Linked DNA regions of Homo sapiens: regions 1, 3 and 4 are each linked to region 2. The links are chromatin contacts, found by Hi-C or POLR2A ChIA-PET in ENCODE. All regions are on one chromosome and are shown on one strand. Each heading gives the region's core, a stretch centred on a gene start or an enhancer-like site at or near the end of the contact. The rest is flanking DNA. Distances are from core to core; before and after follow the strand shown.

The links. Hi-C counts contacts between places; a loop is a spot of excess contacts on that map. ChIA-PET counts read pairs that join two places held with the same protein, here RNA polymerase II (POLR2A). Pooled maps may share reads with other maps.
Region 1: a map of B cell shows a loop between it and region 2 (10-fold over the local background). The contact joins the promoter of CSNK1E here to the promoter of GGA1 in region 2. A Hi-C loop is called at or near these places in 1 of 168 maps with a recorded cell type or tissue (B cell) and 7 of 50 pooled maps. POLR2A ChIA-PET finds 5 or more read pairs at or near these places in 1 of 52 experiments (activated CD4-positive, alpha-beta memory T cell).
Region 3: a loop to region 2 is called in a map of B cell, with 7 times the contacts of the local background. The contact joins the promoter of DDX17 here to the promoter of GGA1 in region 2. A Hi-C loop is called at or near these places in 1 of 168 maps with a recorded cell type or tissue (B cell), 3 of 37 single-sample maps with no recorded cell type and 9 of 50 pooled maps.
Region 4: a loop to region 2 is called in a pooled map, with 8 times the contacts of the local background. The contact joins the promoter of PLA2G6 here to the promoter of GGA1 in region 2. A Hi-C loop is called at or near these places in 3 of 37 single-sample maps with no recorded cell type and 6 of 50 pooled maps. POLR2A ChIA-PET finds 5 or more read pairs at or near these places in 1 of 52 experiments (BJ).

The regions. Positions count from the first base shown.
Region 1 is chr22:38,312,415-38,319,640 of GRCh38, reverse strand. It overlaps CSNK1E (casein kinase 1 epsilon), which reads left to right and starts at 2,208. Exons shown (of 11, transcript NM_152221.3): 1 at 2,208-2,481; 2 at 5,472-5,559. The coding sequence starts at 5,484. TPTEP2-CSNK1E (TPTEP2-CSNK1E readthrough) reads left to right here. Exons shown (of 15, transcript NM_001289912.2): 6 at 5,472-5,559. The coding sequence starts at 5,484. RefSeq lists enhancers at 1-768, 4,570-4,619, 4,640-4,809, 4,880-4,939 and a silencer at 2,491-2,880.
Region 2 is chr22:37,603,948-37,611,301 of GRCh38, reverse strand. GGA1 (golgi associated, gamma adaptin ear containing, ARF binding protein 1) reads right to left here and starts at 2,468. Exons shown (of 17, transcript NM_013365.5): 1 at 2,399-2,468. The coding sequence starts at 2,441. RefSeq lists enhancers at 1,639-1,748, 1,463-2,084, 2,689-2,858, 3,009-3,088, a silencer at 2,079-2,528 and a cis regulatory region at 3,833-4,292.
Region 3 is chr22:38,500,681-38,508,419 of GRCh38, reverse strand. It overlaps DDX17 (DEAD-box helicase 17), which reads left to right and starts at 2,109. Exons shown (of 13, transcript NM_006386.5): 1 at 2,109-2,469; 2 at 7,140-7,290. The coding sequence starts at 2,183. RefSeq lists enhancers at 1,274-1,683, 1,261-2,152, 2,084-2,273, 2,153-3,044 and silencers at 2,364-2,633, 2,664-2,833.
Region 4 is chr22:38,178,479-38,185,653 of GRCh38, reverse strand. PLA2G6 (phospholipase A2 group VI) reads left to right here and starts at 3,824. Exons shown (of 17, transcript NM_003560.4): 1 at 3,824-3,990. RefSeq lists a cis regulatory region at 744 and enhancers at 672-816, 3,552-3,661, 3,578-3,872, 3,822-4,271, 4,902-4,971 and 1 more.

The DNA of each region.
Region 1 (7,226 bases), core at 959-3,458, 710 kb before region 2:
CGTGCTGCAGTCAGACCTGGCGATCTGGCTGGGTTAGGAAGGGGCAGGGGGTCTGTTCCAGCCAGGCCCAGTTTAAGGGAGAGGTTGATCTGTGCCCTTAGGCAAGCACTGGGAGGAGCCTGATTCCTTCTCTGAAAGAATACAGTGTAATCTGTTGTTGTTTGAGAGGATTAAATGAGATAACAAATAACCTCCTCTCCCAGGGCTGGTTGCCTTGAAAGTGCTGAAGAAGAGGAGGGCTTTGGGAAGCAGGGCCCAGGTTGGAAGGTTAGGGGTGGTAAGGACTGGAGGACACAGGGGCAGACTTCACCCCCTGCTCAATTGTGCCCAGGCCTCTCTGCCTGGGCTCATGTGAGGAAAGAAACAAAATGGGTGGCGGTGGGGTGGCGCTCAGGCCGGCTGAGAACTTGGGCCCAGAGTTACCGGATCTCCTAATGCCCCCAGAGAAACAGGGAATCTGGATCTGAAATATGAAATCTTCCAGTTTTAAAACTTTGGGGAGTGGCCAGGCATGGTGGCTCACGCCTATAATCCCAGCAGTTTGGGAGGCCGAGGCAGGCGGATCACTTGAGGTCAGGAGTTCCAGCCCAGCCTGGCCAACCCCGTCTCTACTAAAAATACTGTGTGGTCCTGGGCAAAAATTAGCCAGGTGTGGTGGTGCACATCTGTAATTCCAGCTATTCAGGAGGGAGGCTGAGGCTGGAGAATCACTTGAACCCAGGAGGCAGAGGTTGCAGTGAGCCGATATTGAGCCACTGCACTCCAGCCTGAGCCACACAGCGAGACTCTATCTCAAAACCAACAAAAACAAAAAGCAAAAAAAAAAAAAAAAACTTTGGGGATTAATTAACAAAACAACAACAGAAAGCACCGCGCAGGCCAAGTAAAGCCCACCACCTGGCTGGTGACCCCCTGCTCTGGCAAAGGTGTCACTGAAGGCAGGCCCTCCTGGGAGGAGGCTTCTCACTCTCCTGCTCTTGGAAATGGGCTCTAGATAGACCCAGTTTCCTGGTGATCGCTGGGAGAACAGAGCTGTCCTGTTGGGCTTTGTGGTCCTGGGCAAAGCCCTTCCCCTCTCTGGGCCAGTTTCCTGGCCGGCGAAAGGACTTAGTCTGTGGGGCTCCTGCCCGTTTGGACACGTGTGTGACTCAGTCCCTCAGCCTCGAGGAGGGAAGATACGGCTATTATAGAAGTGACTCCTCCCAGGAACTGTGCTTCCGGGATTGGACGCAGGGCCTCAGGCATTTTGCGTGTCCACAGTCACAACTGTGTGAATATAGGTGTGTCATAATTGGAAGCTTTGCATGGCTCAGTGTAAATATCATCACTTTAATGACTTTGTTCTGCAACCTTTCATCGCGGCTCTGCATGCCGGTAGAAGCTTTTATTAATTCTGTGACCTGGGGAGGACAGGGTCCTTCCTCCCATTTGCTGTTTAAGGAAACCCAAGCTCAGAGCTGGGAGGTGGCTTGGCTAAACGTGCACCACTCGGAGCCCAGACTCAAGTGTCGGTGCTTTGGTACTTGTGGCACCCCTCCTTCAACAGGGGAGAATGAGGTTGGGATCTGAGGGGTCCTCTCTGTGCCCATCACAGTTTGAGCTTCAGGGAAAAGAAGAAGAGGTCTTTGCCCTTCGTTTTTCCACGGGAGGAGAATGTATGAGCCCAGGCTACCTTTCTGGGCCTTGTGTCGACATCCCTAGCTGTCTCCTCAAATCTCTTGCCCTGAATCAACCTGGCCTGTGTTCTCTGCGGCACTCGGAACCTGGAGGCGGACTGAGCCTCCAGCAGTCTAACATCTTTTGCAGTGTCGTGAATAGCCGCCTGTTTTCGCAGGGGCCCAGTGCTCTGCCTGGAGAGGAGAGAGATCCTGGCAGGCGGGGAGAGGAGACTTTGGGTCTAGACCCTCCCCTCCCATCCCCTCACCTCCGCTTTTTGTGCGCCCTCCTCTTCCCTCTGTCCCCCCCGCACCCCGTCTTTTCCACCTGTGCCCTGGACTGCATTAGGGTGTCAGTATCTGTGTGCTCCCCCACCCCCACGCGTAAGCCCGCGCGCCTGCACTGAGGCTGGGGAACTGCGTCTCGCAGCTGCGGCCCCCAGCGCGGAGGGCGCGGGCCCTTTAAATCCTCCGGGGCGGCGGCGGCGGGCCGGGGATGACATCAGCGGGCGGGCCCGGGGCTCAATGGGAGCCGGCGGGCGCGCGCGGTGCGAGAGCGCGCGAGCCGGCGGCGGGGGCGGGCGGGCGGGCAGGAGGCCGGGAGGAGGGAGGCGGCGGCGGCGGCGGCGGCGGCGGCGAGAGCCCAGAGCCAGAGCCCGGCCGGGGCCGAGCGGAGCGCGGCGGCGGCGGCGGCGGCGGCGGCTGGGCCGGGAGAGGCTGGCGCGCCGGGCGGCTCCGCGAATCCTCCGGCATCCGCCCCGGCGGGCCGCCCCCGCCCGCGGCAGCCCCCCGAGCAGTGGCCCGGCATCGGCGCCTTCCCGGCGGGGTAAATATCGGGGGGCCGCGGGCCCGCGGAAGGGTGCAAACCTGGGGGGAATCGGGCTCCCTCAGCCTCTTTGTTTTTGCTGGAGAGGGAGGGAAGGGAGGGCAGACACACGCGCGTTCGCGCTGGGGTGTAGGGGGGGCAGCCCGGGCGCCGCCCGCTCGGCCCGGCGAGGACAAAGGCGCGGCTGGGGACGAGGAGGAGGGGGCCTGTTATTTTGCAGGCTCGCGGGGGAGGCCCCCCGGCCGGCCTGCCTCCGCTTCCCCCCGCTGGGCCCTCCGAGGCCCCGGCCGGCCAGGCGGCCACCCCGGCTGTGATTTGGGGACGCTGAGGGAGGGGGCTTGGGGTGCTGGGCGCCGGATACTGTTGATTCGGGCCCGCGTAGCGTTTCATCGGACAATCACCGGCGCCCCCTGCTCTCCCGGCCCCGGCGCCCGGACCTGGGGGTTCGCAAGGCTGCGCCCGCTCGTTGGATGACGGGCGTTTGGGGGTCCTAAGGTGAAGAGGTGTGTGGTCACCAGGCCACTGATTTGTTTTTCTTTGTGGAGAGAAAGAAAGGGGTGGGGGTTATTTGTCGGATCGGATTCTCCCATTTTTGTGTGAGAGATTGATGTCTTGCAAGTCTCTAAGGAACGCAAAACAGTGTCTGGGTGTCGTTAGAGGATTCCCAAGCTCTTGTTAATACCCTAACTCGAAGTGGGGTGAGCCCCCTCCCCAACTTTTCCCTTAGTTTTCTTGCATATTTTCTTCCTGGCATAGCCTCCTTCCTGGAGAAGGATTTGGAGAGAGGAGAAGGGGACACAAGTGTCTCAAGTTGCTTCCAAGCAATGCCTGTGTTTGGGTCTCCTTTGCCTTCGTTTCTATGATGTCCCTTCAATTTTTATTTTAATCGTCCGAGGGACAAGGGCCCCGGCTCAGGGGTAGGCGATGGTGTTCGGGGAGTAAGAAGCACTGCCCGTGTGCCATGCTGGTTGGTAGTTTGTCTAATTTTTTTAACCTGCTGAAACTCTTGAACCTTTATATCCACTTTTCCCCCCACTTTGTTTATCTCCCCCCCTCCCCCATGGGAGAAGCAGCAAAAGAACTGAAAAGCCTCTCCATTCCTGAATGAAGCTTTTCTGCTCTCCTCTGGGAGGCTTTTTGGGTATTGGTGCCGGGACAGTCTAGGCTCCCCCAGGGACCTTGGACCCCTGGGGTGTTGGGGAGCGACTGGGGGTCTGGGTGGCTGGCACATAGCAGTCAGGGGGTCCTGAAGGGCTTGCCCCTTCCCGCTCTCGTTCTCTGCAGACAGCCGGTGAGTGGGGAGAGACTGGGGGGTCATGTGCAGTATATTTATGTAAGACACCCAGACAGAGGGCACGGGTATTTATATAACCCGGCGTGGGTATTTATGTAATATAGGATGCGGGTATATTTATGTTCCTTTCCTAACCTGCGGGTTTCCTGGCTGCCATGTGTGGTCTCTGAATTGGTGTTGGCAGAAAGTGGACTGAGGTGTTGGGGGGGGGTTGCGTGCACACCCCCCCTTACCCCCCAACAGGGCTCACTGTGTGTGCCTGCTTTTCTTTCTTCCGTTGGAGTGTACACACTCGGGAAGCTGGACGTGTGTGTACGTGGGATGTGTGGCGTGTGGGTTTCCTGCAAACGTGGACTGTGTTCCCCTGGCAGCGTGGCACCTCAGCTGAGACAGGCCAAGCATATGGGCAGCGGCCCTTGATTGAGAGCCCAGAGTTTGGCCAGCTCTGGTGGAGGTCCCTGCCTCGTGGTTATTGGTGGAGGGCTGGTGAGCTCCTTGGGAGCCAGGTGCCGGGGTTCCCTGTCTCTCCTGGGATCTGCCCACTGTCCCTGGAATCCATCTCCCTCCCAGGCTGGCCTGGTTGTTGGGGGCAGCACTTGGCACGGGCAAGGGGCTGATCTTCTGTGCCAGCACAGCTGCTCTGCAGTCTTCCTGTTTTGCCCTGTTTGTGAGTGTGGGAGACCACCAGGTGGGACAGCCGGAGCCCTGTCCTCGGCGAGGCTGTACCATCTGCAGGGTGGTGTGGGACAGGTGGCATGGCCTCTGTGAGCCTGAGTACCCTGTCTGTGAAAGGAGTTCCCTCTTGCTAGTCCTTGATGCTGGTCCTCTTGTAAACACCCCTCCCCCTGTTTACTGCAGTCCCTGGTCCCTGTCCCCACGGCAGCACTGCCTCCAGGCCTTCAGTTTCCTCCTCTGCTGACCAGGAACAGGGTGTCCGGACTTTTGCCCCAGGCCAGAGCAGAGGGGTCCCTCCTCTGCCCCAGGCCAGAGCAGAGGGCTCCCCCCTGGCCCTGAGGAAGGAGAGAAGCTGCTCACATCAGAACTCCTCCTCCCACCCATCCGGGGCAGGCGGCTAAAACCCTGGCTCAGTCCCCTTTGTTGTTCTATGAGGGCCCTCTTAGGAGACCCTCCTAGTCTTAAAGGACGCCAGCTCCAAACAGTTTATCCAAGCGGCTATGGGCCTCCGTGTGAGGTCTTGGTGTCATGACGTAGAGATGGGGAGGTGGCTGGAAGGTGGATGGTCGAGGGCATTCTTTTCTGCCTTCCCCCCAGTAGGGGATGCGACTTTCTCCTGCAAGGCGTGCTGGGCACTGGCGAGGTCTGGCCTCTGGGCAGGGGCAGTACTTGGGAAGACCAGGCCAGGCTGTGGGAGCCTGGGGGGTAGGAGGTGTAAGAGGGCTGATGCCCGTTGTGATCCCTTGAGAAGCTTCTTTTGAGGGGCCCCTGAATGAGCATCCCCCAAAGACATGCTTGCTTGGCTGCTTCCTCTCTGGCCACACTGAAACCTGTCCTCAGCCTGCCTTAGCTGTTCCCCAGGTGTGTGGAGTGCAGGCTGTGGGCCACCTGACACCTGCAGAATGTGGTCTTCGAGAATGCAGGTTTTCGAGTTCCTGGTGGCTCTGCCTGGCCTTGGTGGACTGGACCCCTTTCCCGGCTCCCCACGTCGCTGACCCTCATGTTCCTGCTTCCTCTGCAGCAAGAGTGAGCCATGGAGCTACGTGTGGGGAACAAGTACCGCCTGGGACGGAAGATCGGGAGCGGGTCCTTCGGAGATATCTACCTGGGTAAGTGTTCCTAGCTCCAGCTGGAGCCCCTGGGGCCAGCCCATGGGACCAAGAGGAGGAAAGACCCCAGGATTTGGGGATCTGAAGTCAGAATGTGGCTCCAGGGGCATGATTTGCCCCAGGGCCATCCCAGATGGGGAAGGAAGCAGCAGGTTGCCGGGAGGCAGGCCAGGGGGCTCCTCTCGCAGGCCAGGCTGGGCACTGGAGGGTATTTTTAGCTCCAGTTTCTGCAGGAGTCATGCGGTTCTTTTGTGCCTCAGTGTCCCGGGTCAGCTGGGTCACCAGCTGGGTGTGGGAAAACCCAGGCGGGGTTCACATCCTCTCCCCTGCTTCCTGGGAGAAGGATATTGGTAGATAGAAGGGACTTGGGTTGCTGCTGGACCCCTAGCCAGGCCCCCCTCTCTATGTCCTGGCCTCCTGGAACCCAGCCCAGGCAGGCTTTGGGATGACGCAGGCTCCCCTGTAACCTCGGGGGTGGGGTGGGGGGATGCGGTCTCCTCATTAGGGAGTTCTCTCTCTCTCTTTTTCTCTCCGGATGTGCTTCCTGTTGAAAGTATGAGTATGCTGTGATGTTGCATTTTAAACAAATCACTGACCTCTCAGTCCTCCCCTTGGCCTGGGAGAAATGAGGCTTGCGCCTTTCAGTGCCACTTCTGAGGGGCACGGTCATGAGTCTTGGCCCTTCCTTTGTGCTTATTGGTCCAAAGGGAAGGTATTTAGTGTTGGTGCTTGTGGATTAGCGGGTGGAGGCTTGAAGTTGCTGGAGTGAGGTGGCCAGCCCTTCTACGAGTTATCCTCATTCCTGTCCCTGCACCCTCAGAAGCAGGCTAGACACACCTCTGTGCCTTGGTTACCCTCCTTGGAAAATGAAAATCAGCTCTGTCCAGTGCAGAGAACACCAAGTCTGTGTGTCGTGTCCATCAGCTCAGAACTTCGGGGTTTCTGTTACCCCATGGTTAGGGTTCCTTGGAGTATGAAATGTGCTAAGGAAGCCTCAATGGAGACGGGGACGGAGACTGGGAGTTCCCTGACCACTTCCTTGCAGGGTACTTTCTGCAGCCCCTAGAGATAGTACCAGATTATTTGTTTGGCACATCAGGAAACTGAGGCACAGATGGTCAAGTTGGCCTCCCAAGACCGCTCTAGAAAACTGGCAGAAGCAGCCTGTATGCCCACAGCCCTCCACATGAGTGAGAGCGTGGAAGACAGAACATGCCGAGGGAGACGTTAGACGTCTAGCTCTGCGTTCTAGACGTGGCTTTGTGTGGCTGTGGGAAGGTCATGCAGCTCCTCTGTGCCTCAGTGTCCCCATCTGTAGTTTGTGATAATGCTGCCTGACTGACCAAGAACTGTTCCAAGGCAGAGATGAAATGACAGATGGGAAAGTATTTTGTAAACTCTAAAGTGCCAGCCAGATGTGCAGTTCATTGCTGAGTGCTTAGTAGATGAGCCTCCCCTATGGACACCCTGGAGCTCAGAGGGAGGGAGAGTGTGTGGTGCAGCTGGTTTAAAGGTTTTTCTCTGCGACCCCAAGCTACTCCCGGGGAGGCAGGCATTTGGTAATATCTGCTAGTGCCCAGCGCAGTGGGTGTTCACTGAAGGCTAGTCAAGCAAACCAATGAGAAAATGGGGATTGTGACATGCACAGACATGCACAGTAGCCTCAC
Region 2 (7,354 bases), core at 1,219-3,718:
CTGAGATCGGAAGGACGAATGTTCTCTCTGGATCTAGATCTCTGTCCCAGGAGCTCCACAAGACCCTCTAGTCCCTCAGAAAAATGAAGCCCCTGTTGACCTCCTGGGGATACCAGGAATATGACCCTCCCCAACCCAGGGGTAAGGGTAACTGTCTACTCTGCCTCCGAGTCCCCAAACAAAGGCTGGGGAACATCAGTCTAAAGTTAGAGAATCACTGCCCATTCAATGACACCCAGCCAGAAGACCCTAAAACAGGAAGTCCCTTAAAGTGTCAAAGACACGTGAGTTGGAGTGAGGTCAGAGAAGCTGATTCTGGACTGCTCCTGGGTCAGACGCCAGTGAAGAGGAAGCGCTGGCATCATGAGACATCATCTTTCTCCCCCTGCCTCTGGCTGAAAGCCAGGGCCTCCAGATCCAAGGAGATCTGACTGACCTCCTTGGCCCATGGCCCCTGACCCTCAGCCCTCTTAATTCTACCTGAGGGGAGTACCCTCCCTAGCAGGCAGTTGGGGAGAACACCTAGAGAGGGAGGGAGGTGTTTCACAACAGGGTAAGACTCCACCCTGCCACTCTATAGTGCTGACAATAACATCATTTACCTCACTAGGCCGGGCGCGGTGGCTCACGCCTGTAATCCCAACACTTTGAGAGGCCGACGTGGGCGGATGAGTGGCTAACGCCTGTAATCCCAACACTTTGAGAGGCCTATATAGGCGGATCACCTGAGGTCAGGAGTTCGAGATCAGCCTGGCCAACATGGTGAAAGCCCACCTGTACTAAAAATACAAAAATAGCTGGGCGTGGTGGCGCACCTGTAATTCCAGCTACTCGGGAGGCTGAGACAGGAGAATCACTTGAACCCGGGAGGTGGAGGTTGCAGAGAGCTGAGATTGTGCCACTGCACTCCAGCCTGGGTGACAAGAGTGAAAACCCGTCTCAAAAAAAAAAAGAAGAAGCTATCCTTTACCTCCAGCCTCCACAAGGGAAGAGGAAAGATCTTACAATTCTGCTAGGACACAAAGGGGGAAGGAAAGGAGAAAATCCCAGCCCCAGTGTGTCAGGGCCCAGCCAAACCCAGGTATCTCTAACTTCTGCCTGGTTTTAGACTCTCTGGACTCTCAGAAAACCCCCACTGTTTCTAAACCTGAGAATGTTTTGTATGACCCACAGCTCAAGACCTGTGTCTGAGATCAGTTAGCCAGGGGCCCACCCATCCCCCCAGCCCAGTTGCTGCTGAGACCCAGGCGGACACTTCCGGCGTTCACAACGGTCAAGGGCTGCTGAGTGCCCCTTTTCCACCCCCTGCCCCTCTGGTGGCTAGGATGACTCTGAAACATCCCTAGAGGTTTGGTTCTGGGGCCAACCTCATGGTTCAACTCTGCTCAAGCCTGGCTTAAAAGGGGCCGGCCATGACCCCAAACCACGCTAGACAGTTGCCGGTGTGCCCGGGTCCAAGAGGGTTCCCTGAGGCCCTGGCAACGACGGGGTCCCAACAGCAGTTAAAGCCTTGGGAGAGAACCCTCACTAGACCAGGGAGAAGCCAGCCACGGCTTTCAGAGGCAGAGTCCAGGAGCGGGGCTGTGAGAGCAGGGGATCATCAGGGCTGTGGGTTAAGGAGCTCAGGTGGAGGGTTTGCGGGCTAGGAAGCCTAAGCAATAGGAAGCTACGTCTGAGGAGAAACAAGAAAAAAAGGGGTGTAGAAGCCTTTGAAGGAAGTTCAGCAAGAGCTGGGAAAGGCATCTTGGAGACTGAGGGGTTAGGCTGAAGGGAGTGACAGGGAGCTTGGAATTATTAATACTTCTGGAGTCTAAGACTCTCCCAAGCCTGTAGGGTGCGGGGGTTTCTCACTATGTGGCTAGAGACTAGGAGCGGCGGGAGGAATCAAATGGGGCAGTGGGTCCTCCCTTCCAGGACGGGGTAATGAGCAAATGTGACTACTTGCGGGCTCCAGGAACGCCATGCAGGGCCAGAGAGTGGAGGATTCGGGGCCTGAAAATAGTAGGGTCCCTCCCTCCCGGGTGTGAGATGCAACCCCGGGGAACCGCTCGCGTGCTCCTTCCCCGGGCCGCTACTCCGTGAAGCAATGTGAGCCTTGGGGGTTGGAGGCTGCTCTCTCCGTCCCGGGGGTTCCCGGCGCAGCTCACTCGCCGTCCCAGGGGTCATGGCCCAGGGATCCGACAGGTGGGCGGCGCCCGCTCCCACCGCTGGACCGCGCCGGGGCCGGGGTCCTCCATCGCTCCAGGGTCTGAGGGGCCGACTGAGGACACCGCCCCTCCCGGGCCGGGGGCGGGGCGTGAGGAGGGGGCGACCCGTACCCCGCCCCCGCCGGGAAGGGGCCCGCCTCGTGCCCCCGGTTCCGGTTCCGGTCCGGCCCGCGCCCCTCCCGGACACTCACTGATTCGCGCCTCCAGAGTCTCCGGCTCCATCGCGGGCTCCATCCGCCACCGGCCCCCAGCCTCGGCACCGCCCCCCCGCCCCCCGCAGCTCTCGCGGGACCTCCTGGGCACCGCCCTCTGCCGATTAAAGGGGCAACGTCCGAACGGGCGCGCTCGGCACCATAGAGAGGCCAACGAGCTCGCCTAGAGCGTCACCTACTCGCCCAACCCCACCCCCACGCGGCGTCTACGTCGCAGCTGGGACCGGCCGCCTGCTTTTCCGTTCCCGGCGCTCAGGCGGGAGAGGAAGTGGAGATACTGCAGGCTAAGGGCAGCACCATGGAAACCCCAAGGGACGCTCTAACTCGTTCTGCGTCACGGAGATGTCTGTGACCGCCTCCGGAAGAATTCTCTGCGGGCATGTTGCTGAGGGGCTCTGAGGCCACTTCCGGAGCCCTGAGCGGGTACTTCCGCTTAGAGTCGAACGTGGGAGAGTCCCTTAAAAGGGCGATAAGCTACATCCTCATGTACCTTGGCCGCTGTGAAAATGACGAAAATAAATCAGTTTCTTGAGTGCTTACAGTATTCTGGGCATTGTCCTAAGCACTATTTGTAATTAATCCATTTAGTTCTGACTCCTTACAACAAACCCACCAGATAATTAGTCGGCCTGAGGCCGCACAAGTAGCAGAGCTTGAACCCTGTGCCGTCTCCTCCATTCATCCAGCCAACGTTTAATGAACTCTTTGTATTTGCTTTGCTCTGTGATGGGCACAGAAGGAGATAGACAAGGCCAGATATTTATTACAGTGTGATAGGGGAAGCCCACGGGGTAGTGGGAACAAAGGAGGGGGCTCCTCCCCCAAACTGGGGTGGGGTGGGTGGGGGTGTTGTCAGGGGAGGGGTCGTGTCAGGGGAGGGGTCGTGTCAGGGGAGGTTTCAAGAGAAAGTGATACTGTACTTCGCTCAAAGACAGTCGGATTTCTCCACGTAGAGCTGGTGCGAAAAGATATTCAGGGAGAAAAAGTAGGATGAAGGCCGAGGAGGGCGGATCACGAGGTCAGGAGATCGAAACCATCCTAACACGGTGAAACCCCGTCTCTACTAAAAAAAAAAAAAAAAAAAAATTATCTGGGCGCGCCTTTAGTGCCAGCTACTTAGAAGGCTGAGGCAGAAGAATCGCTTGAACCCGGGAGGTGAAGGTTGCAGTGAGCCGAGATTGCGTCACTGCACTCCAGCCTGGGCGGCATAGCGAGACTCAGTCTCAAAAAAAAAAAAAAAAAAAAAAGTAGGATGAGTCCAGGGAGTTGGAAGTATTTCAATACGGCTCCCAGATATCTGCAAATAGATATCTATTTGCAGGAGATATCTTGGAATTAGGCTGGGGCAAGATCACCCAGGTCCCATGTTTTGCTGCCCTTTTTTTTTTTTTTCCCTGTAAGCAACGTTGGAGGTGTCGTTACAGTTTTACGGATGGTAGCAAAGTCAGGCTTTTGTTTTAGAAGGGTCCAGCAGTGGGAGGAAGATAGCAGTGGGAGCCAGACTGGAATCGGGGAGGACAGTACGAACAGACTTCCTAAGCTCGGCGCCTTTTCTCCTGTATCTCCCTCCATCAAAGACCTCCCTCACCTTGTGGCGTCACGACCTGGCGGCGCCTGGTCCCCGACTCACCTGGGTCCATTGCACTCTGTCGCCCCCTCGCGGCCGGCTGGGAAACCGGCCCGTGGCGACCTCTCCAGCGGTCCTGTGCCTGGGAGGGTTAAAGCTCCACTGAGACTAGGGAATCTGGCGAATCCGGTTCTGCCTTGGCGACTGACCTCGATTCACCTTGCGGAACCGCAGTAACCTCATCCAGGAGATGAGGGGGCTGTGCTGGGTCAGTTTTTCCCCTAAACTCAACCATTCAGCGACTGGGATGCTTTTCTAAATTCTCTCCCAAAGGCCATTGAGATTATACAGGGAAGTGATATGTATGTTTATTGCATTCCTCAACAAAAGCTGTAACGTAGTGTATACTTATAGCTTTTTGTTTATGTCTTTTACTACTGAAATGAATTATATATATTTTTTTATTTTATTTTATTTTTGAGACGGAGTCTCTCTCTGTCGCCCAGGCCGGAGTGCAGTGACGCGATCTCAGCTCACCACAACCTCTGCCTCCCGGGTTCAAGTGATTTTCCTCCCTCACCCTCCCGAGTAGCTGGGATTACCGGCGCCTGCCACCACGCCCGGCTAATTTTTTCATATTTTTAGTAGAGACGGGGTTTCACCATGTTGGCCAGGCTGGTCTCGAACTCTGGACCTCAAGTAATCCACCCGCCTGAGCCTCCCAAAGTGCTGGGATTACAGGTATGAACCACTGCGCCCAGCCTATTATATTTATTTTTGAGACAGAGTTTTACTCTGTCGCCCAGGCTAGAGTGCAGTGGCACGATCTCAGCTCACTGCAACCTCTGCTTCCTGGGTTCAAGCGATTCCCCTGCCTCAGCCTCCTGAGTTGCTGGGATTACAGGCATGCGCCATCATGCCTGGCTAATTTTTGTATTTTTAGTAGAGACAGGGTTTCGCCATGTTGGCCAGGCGGGTCTCGAACCCCTGACCTCAGGTGATCCACCTGCCTTGACCACCCAAAGTGTTTGGATTACAGGCGTGAGCCACCACGCCCAGCCTGAGATGAATTATTACTGAAATAAAACTCACATCGCATTTACTGCATTCATTTAGGGACATGTCTGTGCTGTCAGGAGTCACTTTTAAAGACAAAATAGATTTGATTTAGGTGCAAATTCTGACTTCACTGCTTTCTGGATGATCTTGAACAAGTGTGTCTGCAAAATTAATCCCCTACCACATGTTCCCTACCACCTTTTCTGCTGAACTTTTCTCCTTAGCACTTATCTCCACTACATATTTCATTTCTTTGTTGTGTTTTGTGTCTCTCTCCCCCACCAGAATGTAAGCTCCACCACGGCAATGGATTTTATTTAGTTACTTCACTAATAATATATCCCCAAGCCCTAAAACAGTAACTGTTACACAATAAGTATTCAATAAATATGCATCAAATAAATGAATGAATATGCCCAACATTGCACAGTGAGTATGGGGGTTTGGAGAGGCGAGCCAGGCTGTGCTTGTAACAAAGGCTCTAGGCTGTCCCTCTGAGTTCTGGGGAGCAGGGCGTGATAAGGTAGACTCAGGAGCTGTGTCTATGCGTGAAGGGCCTGGCCCAAACTGGGGATCAGGGTAGGAGGTACGGTAGGAGGAACCTAAAGATGGTGAAAGGAAGGAGGACCAACACGGGAAACTTGGAGGAAATGCCTGTGGCAGCCGTTCCCACCCATTCCCCACCATGAGCAAATGTGTTGCTTTGAGAGACTTGAGGAACCCCTGAGAAGGGCAGGTAAAGCTCAGCTATAATCACCTAAGCCATGCCGACCTCTAAGGATTTAACACCTCAGCTCCTTCCTAAGAAAACCCCTGGAACACTGGAAACGTTGGTGAGGGAGGGCTGGGGCGAGGGAATAGGAGCTGGGGAGATGGGCATCCTTGCAAACTTGGAGGAGAGATATGGGGGAGGACATGCAATTCTTTCTTGGAGGAGGATTGTAGAAGGTTCAGGAAACAAACTGAGGCGTGGCCCCAGCCTCAGCCCCTGTGACTCCAGTCAGATCCTGCATGTCCCTTCCGGGCATGGGAACCTCAGGGGAGGGGGGCACAGAGGACCATGGTTGTCATTGTCGCCTTTAATATTCCCACAGACCTCAGAGTTGAATTCTATTCTTCCTGTTTTACAGATGAGAAATCTGAGACTCTGAGCAAGGATGTGGTTGGCCAAGGCCCCCACGTGTCTCCATCACAAGAGCCCACATCAGAGCAAGTCCCTGCCTTCAAAGGATGGAAAGCACAGAAGCAGGCTGGGCGGGGTGGCTCAAGCCTACAATCCCAGCATTTTGGGAGGCCAAGACGGGTAGATCACTTGAGGTCAGGAGTTTGAGACCAGCCTGCTCAACATGGTGAAACCCCATCTCTACTAAAAATACAAAAATTAGCCAGGTGTGGTGGTATGCACCTGTAATCCCAGATACTTGCGAAGCTGAGGCACAAGAATTCCTTGAACCTGGGAGGTTGCAGTGAGCTGAGATCGCGCCACTGCACTCCAGCCTGGGCGACAGAGTGAGACTCCATCTCAAAAAAAAAAAAAAAAAAAAAGGCTAGTGGCTCAAGCCTGTAATCCCAGCACTTTGCCAGGCAGAGGCGGACGGATCACGAGGTCAGGAGATTGAGACCGTCCTGGCAAACATGGTGAAACCCCGTCTCTACTAAAAATACAAAAAATTAGCTGGGCGTGGTGGCGCGTGCCTGTAGTCCCAGCTACTCAAGAGGCTGAGGCAGGAGAATTGCTTGAACCCAAGAGGCAGAGGTTGCAGTGAGCCAAAATTGCGCCACTGCACTCCAGCCCGGGCAACAGAATAAGACTCAGTCTCAAAAAAAAAAAAAAAAGAATAAAAAAAGAAAACACGGAAGCAAACAAAGCACATGGAGGTAATTACGAAGGGACCCAAGTGGGCTAGTGTGAGAGAGTAGAGGCCATATGGGAAGTGGCCTGGACAGGCCTGTTGGAGTTGATATTTAAGCTGAGAAGGAGCCAGCGGTAGAAAGGGTGACTACGCAGACAGCAAGTGCAAAGGTCCTGAGGTCACACAGCTAAGAAGACAGAAAGCAGAATTTGAACTCAAGCTTGATTCTCTGCACCCAAAGTTCATGCATGATCCCAGGAGCCATGATTCCAGATGCTGCTGCTGACTGGGAGAGAGCAGACATCAGAAAGATGACAGAGCCTACGGAATGGATGTATTCAACTCCTCATGTATGTGTGCAGGGGACAGGGAGAAGGGCTCTATTTTCTGAATCCGATCTGGGCCAAGTGGTGTAACCAACATCATTGCCAAAATGTGTGAATTTACACAATAAAA
Region 3 (7,739 bases), core at 860-3,359, 900 kb before region 2:
AAGGGCTTGTAGGCCACTGTAAGGCCTTTGTCTTTTCTTTCAAGTGGAAACCTCTGGAAAATTTTAAGTAAAGTGACATAATAAAAGGACCCCTATGACTGCAGTGTGAAGAATAAATTCAGAGTGAGCAAGGACAGGAGCAGGCAGATTAAAAAGAGGCGAGCGCAGTCATCCAGGCAAGAGATGATGAGGATTGGGGCAGGTTAACAGTGTAAATAAAAGAACATGACCCAGGCCGGTGCGGTGGCTCACGCCTGTAATCCCAGCACTTTGGCAGGTCGACACGGGTGGATCACGAGGTCAGGAGTTCAAGACCAGCCTGGCCAAGATGGTGAAACCCCAGCTAAACTACAAATATTAGCCAAGTGCGAGGGCAAGCACCTGTGATCCCAGCTACACGGGAGGCTGAGGCAGGAGAATTGCCTGAACCCGGGCGGCAGAGGTTGCAGTGAGCCGAGATTGTGCCACTGCACTCCAGACAAAAAAAAGAAAAAGAATATGACCCAGGCGAGTCTCAATCACTTTAAGAGGTTCACTTGCCAATGTTAAGAACGTACTTGGGGAAAAAGAACACATAACCACAGAAAAATCAGTGGTCCATGTTTTTTTTCTTTTTGAAGCTCCTTTTCTTATGCTATGTTCCCAAAAATTTGGGAAACAAACACTCAGCACCCACACTGAGGGGCCAAATCTCCCCGCTTCTACCCATCTGTTGAATTGAGACGTTAGATGGGCCCGTCTCGAGGGCCCTAACAGCTCAACAGTCGTGTGACGCCATTTGGCCAAGCTTGCGGGGCTTCAAAATGCAGTTTGAGACGACAGGAAGCAGGTAAGGAGAGGGAAGCCAGTCTGGAAGGAATTGAGCGGAGAACGTGGACTAGCCTGGTTAAACACTTGTCCTTAGCCTTCGCCCTTTCTGTGTCTAAAGACCATCGCTCTGAAACCTTGTTCTCCTGAGAGTGCTGGGGTCTTCTCCGGGCCTTCTGAGGAGCGCCGTTCAACGGCAGCAAAGGGCCCACGGAGTCCACTGGGGCTCCAAGCAATTTTTTTTTTGAGACGGATTCTTGCCCCGTCGTCCAGGATGGAGTGCAGTGGCACGTTCTCGGCTCACTGCGACCTCCGACTCCCGGGTTCAAGCGATTCTCCTGCCTCAGCCTCCCAAGTAGCTGGGACTACAGGCACCCGCCACCATGTCCTGCTAATTTTTGTATTTTTCGTAGAGACGGGGTTTTGCCATTTTGGCCAGGCTGGTCTCGAACTCCGGGACTCAGGTGATCCTCCCGCCTCGGCCTCCCAAAGTGTTAGTATTACAAGCGTGAGCCACCATGCCTGGCCTCCAAGCACATTTTGTTTCTGTATTAGCAACAGCTGTGCTCGGCCAGGGACGGTAAAAATATACGGTTCAGAAAATGCACCTCAGTGTGAACCAAATGTAGCTGAGGGCACTTTAACCTGGAAGGGACATCGCCACCTCACAAACTCCGGAAAGAAAGGGACACGGCTCTTCCATCATGGCTGCCGGAGACAGAGCAGCGAAAGGCAACGGAAAGGAAATGGCGCCGGGGCCCGCCGCCATTCTCAGCGGGCCCAGGGCGGTGGGGCGAGAGGGCTGGCGGCGCCATATAGGAAGGCCAGCCACGGAATTTAAGACCCTCCCGGCCTCTGGCGCCAGAGGACTCTGAAACTTGATAACAATATGGAGGACGGTTATTGTCTCTGCAAAGCAACTTCTTCAAGCCGGCCGCGGGGTCTGTACCGAGATCGGAATCAGGCAAAATCCTCTATTCTCTAAACAGAATGCGTTACGCATACTGCGCATCTTAGCAACAGCAGGCCGGCTAACGACGCAAAGAATGTTACGTCGCACCAGAGGCGCTTCCTCCCACCTCATCCCACGTTCTAGTTCGGGTGGCGCGAGAACTCTACGCTCGCTCCGTACTTTGTTTTTCTTGTACAGACCGCAAAATACACCCATCGTCGCAACTGACGTAAAGTGCTTCCAAGAATACCCGTAGTTCCCCGCGGAGCCCTCGGGCTATTCCGAGGCGCTGTTTACGTATCGTCTCCGCCGTACGCAGCGTTAAGTTGGAGCCGACTCAGCGGCGGCCGCCATTTTGTGCAGTCGCTGGGAAGGAAGGAGACGCCTAAACCGCGGCACTGCCCGGTTTGAGCGTAGCCAAACCTGCCCACCGGCTTTGTAGCCCCGATTCTCTGTGTTTTGCTCCCGTCTCCGACGAGAGAGGCGGCGACGGTGGCGTCTGCGACGGGAGACAGCGCGTCGGAGCGAGAGAGCGCTGCGCCTGCCGCCGCCCCAACAGCGGAGGCGCCGCCGCCATCGGTCGTCACCAGACCGGAGCCGCAGGCCCTCCCGAGCCCGGCCATCCGTGCCCCGCTCCCAGATCTCTATCCTTTTGGGACCATGCGCGGAGGAGGCTTTGGGGACCGGGACCGGGATCGTGACCGTGGAGGGTAAGGGTGGGGGAGGAGAGGAGAGGCCTGGCGTGGGGGTGGGGGAGTTGCTTCTTGGGGAGGCCCGGCGGACTGCGAGCCTGGGAGCCTTGCTCTCGACCCGGGAGGCGAGGGGAGGCGACTCGAGGCGAGACAGCGGTTTCGTGCGCGGACCTCGGCCCCGGGGTCACTCGGGACCCGAGGAGGGCGGCCGCTTGGCGACGCTGGGCCTCTCCGTGCGGACGGCCGTCGTGGCGCGGCCCGGCCCCATCCCAGCCCCGCGGGGGATCGGGAGGGGCGGCCTGGCCGCATCAGCCCAGGCCCGGGCTTTGGCGCCTCGCCTGGTTTCCCGGCTCTCGAGCCGGGCCGCTTCGGGCGGGCTGTTCGATGTCTCCAGGCCTCGGCGTTCATCTGAAAAACGCGGATCTTCCTGAGAGAACACTTCAGCCCAGGAAAGCCTTACACGAAATGGCACCCTTGACGTTCTCTCCCCAGAGTTCACTGTTTAAGGCACGGGAGACGAAAAGACCAACTTCTCATTTTTAGAAATAGATTTTAATTCTCTTCAGTTATATTTTAAGTCGGAGGAAATGCATTGGGATGTAAAGCAGTGGAGTTGCTTGCCATCTAAATGACCGTGTTTGGGGGAAGGATGGGTTTTTGGGTCGTTACTTTAGTTTTAATCTTAATATTTCAGCCTTTTTTCTCTAATTGGACTGCAGCGTCAACTATTCTGCCTCGCTAGAAAGTTCTTGGTATTGTGGACCGGGCGTGGTGCCTCAGGCCTGTAATCCCAGCGATTTGGGAGGCCGAGGCGGGCGGATCACCGGAGGTCAGGAGTTCGAGACCAGCCTGATCAACATGGAGAAATCCCGTTTCTACTAAAAATAACAAAATTAGCCTGGCTTGGTGGCGCATGCCTGTAATCCCAGCTACTCGGGAGGCCAAGGCAGGAGAATCGCTTGAACCCGGGGGGAGGAGGTTGCAGTGAGCCGAGATCGCGCCATTGCACTCCAGCCCGTGGCAAGAGCGAAACTCCGTCTCCCCCGACCCCCCCGCTTCCCCAAAGAGTTACGTGACGCCACTTGATATGTGTGTGTGTGACCTTGGTCAAGATCCTACCTTTTGTGAGCCTGTTTCCTCTGAGGAACGTGATAATTGCCTTTACTTTGCTGTGTTGTCAGGAATTAAGAGATAATGGATGTAATAGTCTCACTGTAGTAGGCGCTCTGTTAACGATATTTTCTCCAAACGTTTTTGTCTTTTGTGGTTCAGATCCACAACTGCTGGATTTACTAGTCTCAAGCACTTCAGTTGCCACTTTTTACAAAATTATTTTGATTTATACCTTATTAGGAAGGAAAATATTTTATCTCATTGTTTAGAGGATGAGAGGTGGAATGTTTGCTTCGCGTGTGACAGTATTGCTAAGTTTAGAAGTGAATTTCAGTTCATTGACTTAGAAAAAGAACTTGAGATTATCTAGGAAAGTTGAAAACGACCCAGCAATTCCTCCCTAAGCTTTATACCCTAGACTGTAATGCCTAGAGAAATCCTTGCACAGGTACCCCAGGATCCTTGTACAGAAAAGTTTATATACCAGCATTCGTGCTAACAGGATATTGGAAACAACGCAAATGTCTCCATAAATTGTGGGTATTCGTACAATTGAATCAGCCGTGAAAAAGAGAAAAGAACTTGGATTAATGTGGATAAGTCACAGAAGTGTTGAGTTAAAAAGCACGTTGTGGTAGGGTGACACATTTAATTAAGGATATGTGCAAATATGATAGGAAAGGGAGTGGTTAACAAAATTCAAGGTAGTGGTTATTAGGGTGAAAGTTGTAAGCTTGAAATAGGCACATAGAGGGGCTACAAGTTACTAATAGTGTTCTATTTCTTTACCATTGGTGTTTGGTTTAATATTTCCTTTCACCATATATATGCTTTAATAAGTTATTTGAAAGGAAAAAAGTGAATTACTGATCCATACTTTGAGTATCAGATGACATTTTTTAAAAATTTCAAACGAACTAGCCTTCTTTCATAAGATCTGTGCCCCAACTCTCCCTTTCCCAAGAAATGTTCTTGATTATTTGAATTGCTGTTGTTTCAACTGAGTGTTACACAGTTGAAGTGGTGGTTATTTTGAAAAAGGAATAGGTGAGGTCAGTTCATGTATTTCACATGTGTGATGCAAAAATGATAGGCATTGTACATTTGAAGTAGTATGGTTTTTAATGTTAATATATGACTTCAAAGGTGAATTTTTTTGTAAAGCCAAATTAAACTAATTACTGACCGGATAAAAACATTTGAGCAGCATAGTATACCAGAGAGTACAGTGTGCGTATTTAAAGATGGCATGGATATGCTCAAAAGTAAAAGGCTTTCTTGAATTTTGAGGTCATTAATTATGTCAGCATTAATTATAAACATGGAAGACGGCATATTTTCCAAGAACCACATGTTTCAAATTAAATGTTTAGTGTAGAATAGAATGTCTTGAATAAATAGCCAGGGAAGTAAGGAGAGAGGAAAAAAAAATACATGAATGATAATCATCAGTTTAAAGCCTTAACAGGAATCTTACTTTCAAGTTTTATTTTTTCCTAAGTCACTAAGGTTTGGGTAGCATTGCAATGTGGCAATAACAATGAAGTCTTTTATAATTTGCAAGAGTGATAATCCAAAGACTTTCTACCTCTTGAAAAGTACCTTATTTAGCTGCTTCATTTGCAAGTGTGGCGGGAGCGGCAATTGAGGTGGCCTTTTGGTCTGTTCAGTATTGAGTCTTAAGCTGAGGGGCATATTAAATATGTCGCTGACACGGGTATCCCTATGCTATGTGCTCTTCCTGTTCTGATTCTTAATTTGTCTTCACTGTCTCAGTAGTGGTATAAATGGAATTAGCCAAGTTCTGCCTGTTGAGTGTAGGTATCCAGTGATCCCAATAAAATCTCCTGCCATCAATTTTTGTTACGTATGTATTTAGAGGAATGTCTGGCTGGTTAAGCCAGAGTTCTAATGGCTTTGAATTGCAGGAAATTGAGGCCCTGTAGAATAATACACCTACTTGCCTATCAATGATAAAGTGGAACTTTATATAAGATGAAGTTACAAGTGGGTTAGAGTGGGAAAAGGGAACTAAATTCAGTACAATATTTTACAAGGAGTAAAGAAACTGAGAAAATGCTATACAGTTTGTATGCCAAACAAAGACCTGTACTTTACAAGATCGAAATAGGGAAAATTAAGGCCATCTTAGTGTTAAGATTCTTCTAGGAAAAGTAGCTTCTGATTTCTTAAATATTAGCTTTGGCTAGTGGTCATATTTGTATTCCTCTTGAGCTTGTCTGTTGTGAAAGGTATATAAAAAGCAAGAAGTTGATCTTAAGTAATTAGTTGAGTGTTAAAGCCTTAAATAAGTCTTGTTAGTGTTTTTTTCTCTGTAAATTAATAATACCATTTGGGAACAAGAAGGAGATAGAAGGTAAAAGTAGAGATCAAAGAAGAAGGAAAGGTCATAAATCTATGTTCAGCTTTTTTTTTTTTTTTTTGACGGACCCTCCCTCTGTCTACCAGGCTGGAGTGCTATGGTGCCATTTCAGCTCACTGCAACCTCCGCCTTCCGAGTTCCAGCGGTTCTCCTGCCTCAGCCTCCCAAGTAGCTAGGGATTACAGGCGTGCACCACCACGCCTGGCTACTCTTTTGTGTTTTTAGTAAGAGACAGGGTTTCACTATATTGGCCAGGCTGGTCTCAAACTCCTGACCTCAAGTGATCCACTGGCCTCCGCCTCCCAAAGTGCTGGGATTACAGGACTGAGCCACTGCCCCCGGCAGGCTCAGCTCTTTTATTAGCGTAAGCTAAAAATGAAGACCAGTCTACCAGTCCTTTCCAAGACCCAGTTTTGCTTTGCAGATAAGCAGACAGGTGGAGTGCTTATCACAGTTTAATAGGGGAGCAGGCCCAAGAAGCTATTCTAAGATTGAGGGACTTGCTTGGAGTGTATCTTCCTTCTTGTCCACAATCTTCCCTTTAATTGAAACTTAACTTAATGTCATCCTTTGCCTGCATGTCTGTTACACAAAAATAGAGACTTGTGTCTGTTTTGTTTAGTAACTCCAGCACAGCACCACTTCAAACAGTAGCCGATACATACTTGGTACCTAGTAACTTGGTACCTAATAACTATTTGTTGAATGAAATGATGCTAACTTGTACTGAGTGCTGGCTATGCCAGATACTTTTATAGTACATTACACATTATTAGGTCATTTTCTCAGCAGCCTCTGAAATAAGTGGTATTATTTCTACTTTGCATAGGAAACTAAGGTGTGTGGAAGTTAAATAATTCTCTTCAAATTATACAGTAAGTGGCAGAATAAAAACTCAAACCATGTCTGGATCCAGAATCTGTGATTGTAATCCCTAGGATGTATTTCTCTCAATAAAGGGATTTTTAATTTTTTGCCTATTGTAGCTATATTCATAAACAGTATTTATTGTTGGGTAGTAAGGGAGGTTTTACACATTTCTCCATACCTTTAAATCACAGCAAATAAAATGGTCTTTTTGGAGGTAGGCTGGTAGTATCCCTAGAACTCCATCCTTTTTGAATATTCTTATGGCATGTACGATACGTTGCTTTAAAAATACTGATGAACTAACTAAAAATTCTGTTCCTAGATTTGGAGCAAGAGGTGGTGGTGGCCTTCCCCCGAAGAAATTTGGTAATCCTGGGGAGCGTTTGCGTAAAAAAAAGTGGGATTTGAGTGAGCTCCCCAAGTTTGAGAAAAATTTTTATGTGGAACATCCGGAAGTAGCAAGGCTGACACCAGTAAGTTTACATGTGTGTTTTAATGTACAGATTATTGAACCAAGTAGATATATTGGTTAGAGTTTATTCATACGCTACTGTTGCCGTTTTACATTTTATTCTAGTGTGGTGATATTTTTCTTAAAAAATTTTTTGGTTAATTTTTTTTTTTTTTTCCTTTTTGTAGAGACCGGGTTTCGCCATATTCCCCAGGCTGGTCTTGAACTCCCTAGCTCAAGCAAACTACCTGCCTCAGCTTTTCAAAGTGCTAGGATTACAGGCGTGAGCCACTGCACCCAGCTGATTTTTTTTTTTTTTTTTTTTTTTTTTTTTGAGACGGAGTTTTGCTCTTGTTGCCCAGGCTAGAGTGCAATGGTGTGATCTTGGCTCACTGCAACCTCCGCCTCCTGGGTTCAAGCGATTCTACTGCCTCAGCCTCCCAGGTAGCTGGGATCACAGGCACCCGCCAC
Region 4 (7,175 bases), core at 2,575-5,074, 570 kb before region 2:
ACCAGGATGTGAGCAGCACAAAGGCAGGGATTTTTGTCCATTTTGTTCAGTGCCTGGGATTACACGTGCACCAAGAACACTGCCTGGCACATAATGAGTGCTCCTAGAGTTTGGAGAGAGAAAAGACAAGACAGGTGCTGATTCTGGTTCTGCCTCTCGTTGACACTGGCAACTGGCACTGCCTCTCATTGGCAACTCTGGGGATAATTTTCCCTTGTGGAACCTCATTCTCTTCATCTACAAAGTGGGGATGGCAGTACTATATCACAGGGCTGTTGCAAGGATAAAAAAGTAAGAAGTCGGCTGGGGGTGGTGGCTCACACCTGTAATCCCAGCACTTTGGGAGACTGAGGCGGGTGGATCCCCTGAGGTCAGGAGTTTGAGACCAGCCTGGCCAACTTGGTGAAACCTCGTTTCTATTAGAAATACAAAAATTAGCCAGGCGTGGTAGTGCACGCCTGTAATTCCAGCTACTCGGGAGGCTGAGGCAGGAGAATCAGTTAGAACCTGGGAGGTGGAGGTTGCCGTGAGCCAAGATCGCGCCACTGCGCTCCAGCCTGGGTGACAGAGGGAGACTCTGTCTCCAAAAAAAAGTAAAAGGTGTGATATTGCACTGTTAGCATGTTAGTTAGATTTCCATCTAGCTCCTTGAAGGAAAAGATTAGTCTAGTCTGACCCTCTGTGCTCTGGGCTCTTAGAGGGCAGACGCCCTCCCTGATGTATGGGAGGAGCCTAGCACAACACCTCAGGAGAAGTTCTTTTGACTTTAACTGCTAGCAGCTCCATCTGCTAGCACTACAGAACACACTCCCTCGTGCTTACTTGCCCCATCCCTTTACTTGCTCATTCAATGCTACCTAATAATCCCCTCTATTCCATCTTTTGATTTATCTACTCATTAAATGGTTTCCACCAGAAATACCTAGGGAAGGGATACTTAACTTCATCAGGTACTGAGATTCTATTTTGTGAATGTCTTCTGTGGATCTTTGACTGTTTCCAGCAATTGATCCAGCCTCTCTTGGCCTTTTCTGCATTTTATTATTTATTTATTTATTGAGATGGGGTCTTGCTCTGTCGCCTAGGCTGGAGGGCACTGGTGTGATCTCAGCTCACTGCAACCTCCACCTCCTGGGTTCAAGAGATTTTTCTGCCTCAGCCTCCCCAGTAGCTGGGATTACAGTTGCCTGCCACCACGCCTGACTAATTTTTTTGTATTTTTTTGTAGAGACGGGGTTTCACCATGTTGGTCAGAATGGTCTCGAACTCCTGACCTCAGGTAATCCACCCGCCTCAGCCTCCTAAAGTGTTGGGATTATAGGCATGAGCCACCACACCTGGCCCTTGTCTGCATTTTAGATTCACCTGTGTATCTGCATTTCCAAATGTGCTTTGCAAAATCCTGAATGCAAGGGTGGGTGTTTGTTGAAGAATGGGACACCTCATGTTGCCCCTGTGGGTTTTCTCAGGAAGGAAAGATTGCTTGGCAGTGCGTGGAATGCATGGCCTTTTGCAAGCTCCTTGATAACCATCGCTCTAACTTTGCTTGTTTGGGGTGTGGAGGCAAGATATTTTCATTGAGAATTCTGAGTCTTTATCCTTTTCTCTCCACTTCAAGCTGAAACTTTTTTTTTTTTTTTTTTGAGACATGGTCTCGCTCTGTCACCCAGGCTGGAGTGCAGGCGATCTTGGCTCACTGCATCCTTGACCCCCCGGCCTCCCCTGCACAGTAGCTGGGACCAAAGGCATGCAAGACCACACCTGGATAATTTTTGTATTTTTTTTAAAGACGAGGTTTCTCCATGTTGCACAAGCTGGTCTTGAACTCCTGAGCTCAAGTGATCTGCCCACCTCGGCCTCCCAAAGTGTTGGGATTACAGGCGTGAGCCACTGTGCGCAGTCAAGCTGAAACTCTTAAGCAAATTTTAAATCTTACTTTAAGGAACAATTTCCTCACCTGTAAAATGGGGACACGAGGATATGATGGAAGTGAAGTCACTTTGTAACTGGTAAAGCTCTGTACAGATATTAGTTAAGATGGTTAATTTCATTAACCTGTGAAGATTCTTAACTAAACCTTGCGCAAGTTGCATTGGCTGCCCTGTCTAGGCACTAATATCTTTAGACGGACTAAGGAGGAAACACACTTTTTTTTTTTTTGAGACAGAGTCTGGCTCTGTCACCCAGGCTGGAGTACAGTGGCATGATCTTGGCTCACTGCAACCTCTGCCTCCTGGGTTCAAGCAATTCTCCTGCCTCAGCCTCCTGAGCAGCTGGGACTACAGACTATGGCCAGCACACCCAGCTAATTATTTGTATTTTTAGTAGAGATGGGGTTTCACCATGTTGGTCAGGCTGGTCTCAAACTCCTGACCTCAAGTGATCCACCCGCCTCAGCCTCCCAAACTGCTGGGATTATAGGCGTGAGCCACCGCACCCGGCCTACACGCTTCTTTTCACAAGAATGACACCCGCAACTATACTTCCCACGTAAATGGAGAGCAGTCTGGCAGATTCATCTAGACCTAGGGTTGGGTGATTATTAGGGAAAGAAAAGGTCCAACCAAGCCAGTGGGCTGAAGAGAGGACATGACCTGCTCAGTCCGAAGCAGATGTGTGACTAAAGTCTAGTCTCCTGGCTTCTCTGCAAAATACCTCATTATCGGCATTATTAACCCTAACAACTGCCATTTATTGAAATCCCACTATGTGCACGAATGGGGACCAATTTACTTCTAGATATTACAACAATCTTGTATTACTGTGCCCACTTCCTGGATGATGGGTCTGAGGTTCACAGAGATCATTTGCCCAAGTTCCTACTGAAAGTGCTAAGGTATTTCCTGAGACTGGCTCAGGGTGTGTTGCCAGACAACAATGCACACATTTTTAACACAATACTAAACTTAGTATATTATACTTATGTTAAAAATTTCGGAGCCGGGCGTGGTGGCTCACGCCTGTAATCCCAGCACTTCGGGAGGCTGAGGCGGGCAGATCACTTGAGGTCAGGAGTTCGAGACCAGCCTGGCCAACATGGTGAAACCCCGTCTCTACTAAAAATACAAAAAATTAGCTGGGCGTAGTGGCGGGCGCCTGCAATCTCAGCTACGCGGGAGGCTGACGCAGGAGAATCGCTTGAATCCGGGAGGCGGAGGTTGCAGTGAGCGAGATCGTGCCACTGCACTCCAGCATGGTCGACAGAGCGAGACTTGTCTCAAAAAAAAAAAAAAAAAGGACATGTGGTAATTCCCCTAGGGAATTTGGCCTTAGTTGTGAAAAATAAAAAAGCTATAATCAATTTCTGTTCTATCGGAAAAAAATGTATTGGCTGTTTAGCTGAAATTCAAATGTAACTTAACATCCCGTATTTTTTATATGCTACATCTGGCAACCCTGGCTTGAGGCTACCTGGCAAAAATCAAAACAGGTTCCTCCTTGTTATGCCCTATGCCTCTGTTGCCTTTATTTTTATCTTTACGAGCAATCATTAACAGTAACTTCAGACTCCAGGCTCTGGTCGCTTTAGGAGGCGGAAGGCGGACTAGGGTAGGACTCCTGGCCCTCATCAACAGGACTGCCAAGAAGCCGGGCACCTTCTGCCCCGCACAAACATGGCCGCGCCTCGCCGCCGAGGATTGGCTCCCGCCGAAAGCTCGTCCTCCTGGCTAAGGGAGCCCCTTCCATTGGGCAGTTAAAAAAAATGGCGGACCCCGCCTCCCGCCGTCCTCGGGCGCGGGGGCGGAGCCTAGAGGAGGCCTGGGACAGGGCCACCAGTGATTGGCGGAGAGCGGTGGTCAGGCCATCACGTGGCCCGAGGCCCGTTTGTTTGCGGAAGTAGGAGGAAGTAGAAGTGCTGAGTAAGCCGAGGTGAGTGACCTCGCGGGTGGGCGGGGCCTGGGGGTCCGTTCCCCAACTTCCTCGGCGCTCCGGACTCCCAAGTCTCCGCCGGACCCTCCTTTGGATATTCCTCGTGTCTCCGATTCTGAGGCATGTCCTCCATTAACCCTTATGTGACTCCCTGAGTGCCCCCACCTTCCATCTTTTCATCCCCCTGCGTCCCCAATTCCCATCCCGAGACCGCCCGTGTCTCATCTCGAACTTGTGGACCCCAGGGACCCCAGCTTCGACCCTGAGTTTCTCCCCTGAACCCCAGTCTCCTCCGTGTGTCTCCCTCAGTATCCCTAACTTCCCGAGTCAATCCATCTCTTCTCTTTCCCCGACCCTCAGTGCCTCTTTAGGCCCCATTGGCCGTCCTAATTTTCCTTCCTGTGCTCCTCTAAGTGCTCACTTGATTCCCCACTTCACGTCCGTCTCCACCTTTCGTGGTGCCTCTACTCATTTCTCACTCCCTGCTTCTCCTGCCTTTCCTCCCTGCTTTTTTTCCTTGCCTTTCCTCTCTCGCGTGCCTCCAGACCTGCCCCCGACATGCTCCCTCCTTCCCCTCAGCCTGGCCACCCCAGAGTCTCCCACCCCTAATCCTGTGTCCACCTCCTGCTCCCACAGATGACTTGGAAGCTGGTGACAGGGAGCATGTGACCAGGGTGATCATGGGACTGGGTCGGGGCAAGCCTGTGGGTGTGGGACAGGGAGGGCACAGGGCAAGGGGACCTGTGGCCGTATTTTTAATGGGCTACCCACATGACCCCAACGAATACCTCCCCCTAGCTTCTGGGTCTTTCCCTCACCTGCCTCTTACCCGCCCAACAGGATGTCAGGCAGGTTCGGTTTGGCAACGTTGAGGCTGCACCCTTGGGCTGAATGCATTGTTTTTGAATGCATTGTTTTTGTTAGAGTTTCTGCCTGGAGTTTGGAACCTGTTTTCTGTCCAAGTCTCAGTTTCCTCATCTGTGACAGGGGAACTGTACCTCCTGCCCTCGTAAGTCTGCCATGAGGTTCAAAATTTGAATGAGAAAATGTAGAAGGTAAAGCTTTATAACCAGTATGGCCCTGTACAAATACATGATTTTACTGTTGGGTCATAGGCAGAATTGAAAGGAGTGGAAAGGGAAAGGGCTAGAATGAGAAGACAAGGAGAGAAGGATGAGCAGGAGGTCCCTTGTCTTTCAGTGTATCATTTGGCAGTGTTTGTTCATCACCTCTTGTGAGTCAGGCTCTTCTGTATATGTTCTCTTCACCATTCATTCAGTCATCGTTTATCTAACAAATATTTACGGACTGTCTGATGTTCTAGGCTACCCTTGGTGTGGCCAATGATATTCTCACTTCACATGAGAAAAAGAGGGCGCATGAGTTGCTTGAGGTCACACCGATGAGGTTGAAGCTGGAATCTGACACCAGAGCCTGTGTGATTGTCCTGATGTGTAAGGTTTGCTACTGTTTAGGACACTTCTTGTTCCTTCCGTGGATTACTTTCTTGTTACATGAGAGACTCCCCAAAAGGGAGTTTCCCTCTTACTCAGCAGAATGACATCACTAAGAGATACAGAAAGGAGAAATTTAAATACTCTGTGTGTGTGTGTGTGTGTGTGTGTGTGTGTGTGTGTGTGTGTCTGCAGACATCTATTGGGTGTGTGTGCTGGGGGAAGTAGGTAGGCAAGGAGTAAGGGGCCGTAGTGAAGAGTGTGTTACAAACTTCACTTTGTAGAGGGTGGCTCCCTGGGAGAATATGTTCTGTGTCTTTCACAGTGGATTTTGATAGGGTCATGTCTTAAATGCCTCTTCTCGTTTTCGGATGGTGATCTCATCCAGTCTTATTTCTTTAAGTGCCGTCTCTATTCTGTCAGCCCACAAATTTATATCCCCAGTCCAGTCCAGACCTTTCCCTGGAATGACATACTCAAATCTAGTTGCTTACTCAGCACCTCAAACTTAGGCTTTTCAAACTTGAAGTATTTATTTATTGATTTATTTATTTTTTGAGACAGAGTCTCACTCTGTCACCCAGGCTGGAATGCAATGGCACGATCTCGGCTCACTGCAACCTCCACCTCCTGATTCTCCTGCCTCAGCCTCCCAAGTAGCTGGGATTACAAGCATGCGCCATCATGCCCAACTAATTTTTGTATTTTTGTAGAGGCGGGGTTTCACCGTGTTGGCCAGGCTGGTCTCGAACTCCTGATCTCAAGTGATCCACCTGCCTTGGCCTCCCAAAGTGGTGGGATTACAGGTGTGAGCCACCGCGCCAGGCCTCAAACTTAAGAGTTTAGAATTGAGCTCCTGTTAGTTCTGCCCTCCATCCCTGACCCCACTCTTCACCAAAACATGTCCCTCCCACTCTCTTTCTCATCTTAGGACATAGGAGTATTGTTCATTCAGTTGCTCAGGTCAAAGCTGTGAGATTATCTATGATGCCTCTCTGTTTCTTACCCCACACCCAGCCAGAGTGATCTTGTTAAAATGTTGTTTCTTTGCAGTGGCCTCTCCTCTCATGGCACATGCCTGGCCCCCTGTTGCCTCTCTGATGTCACTGGCTTCCTTGCTTTTCCTGGAACTCGCTAAACATGTTCCAGCCCCATGGCCTTTGCACACGCTCTCTTTGCCTAGCTATTCATATGACTTTCATCTCTCTCCATCAGGTATTTATTTAAGATCAATTTCTTGGTGAAGACTTCTCTCCTCACCCAATCTAAAATTTCACTCTCCACCTCAGCACTTCCTATCCCCATTCTCTGGTTTTTCTCCTCAGTAGTTAATTGTCATCTAAAACCTTTGTAAATATTTACCTGTTTATCTTCTTTATTATTAGTAGCTCTGTCTAAAATATAAGTTCCAGGATGTCAGGGATTTTGTGGGGTTTTTTTTGGTTGGTTGGTTGTTTTGGTTTTGAGACAGGGTCTCACTCTGTTGCCCAGGCTGGAGCGCAGTGGTGCGATCTCAGCTCACTGCAGCCTCCGCCTCCTGGGTTTGAGTGATTCTCCCACCTCAGTCTCCCAGGAAGCTGGAATTACAGGTGCACGCCACCACACCCAGCTAATTTTTGTATTTTTTGGTAGAGATGGGGTTTCACTATGTTGGCCAGGCCGGTCTTGAACTCTTGACCTCAAGTGATCCACCCGCCTCGGCCTCCCAAAGTTCTGGGATTACTGGTGTGAGCCACCGCGCCCGGCCTTGTTTTGTTTTAAGACAGGGTCTCACTGTCGCTCAGGCTGGATTGCAGTGGCACAATCACAGCTCACTGCAGCCTCGACCTGCTAGACTTAAGCAATCCCCCC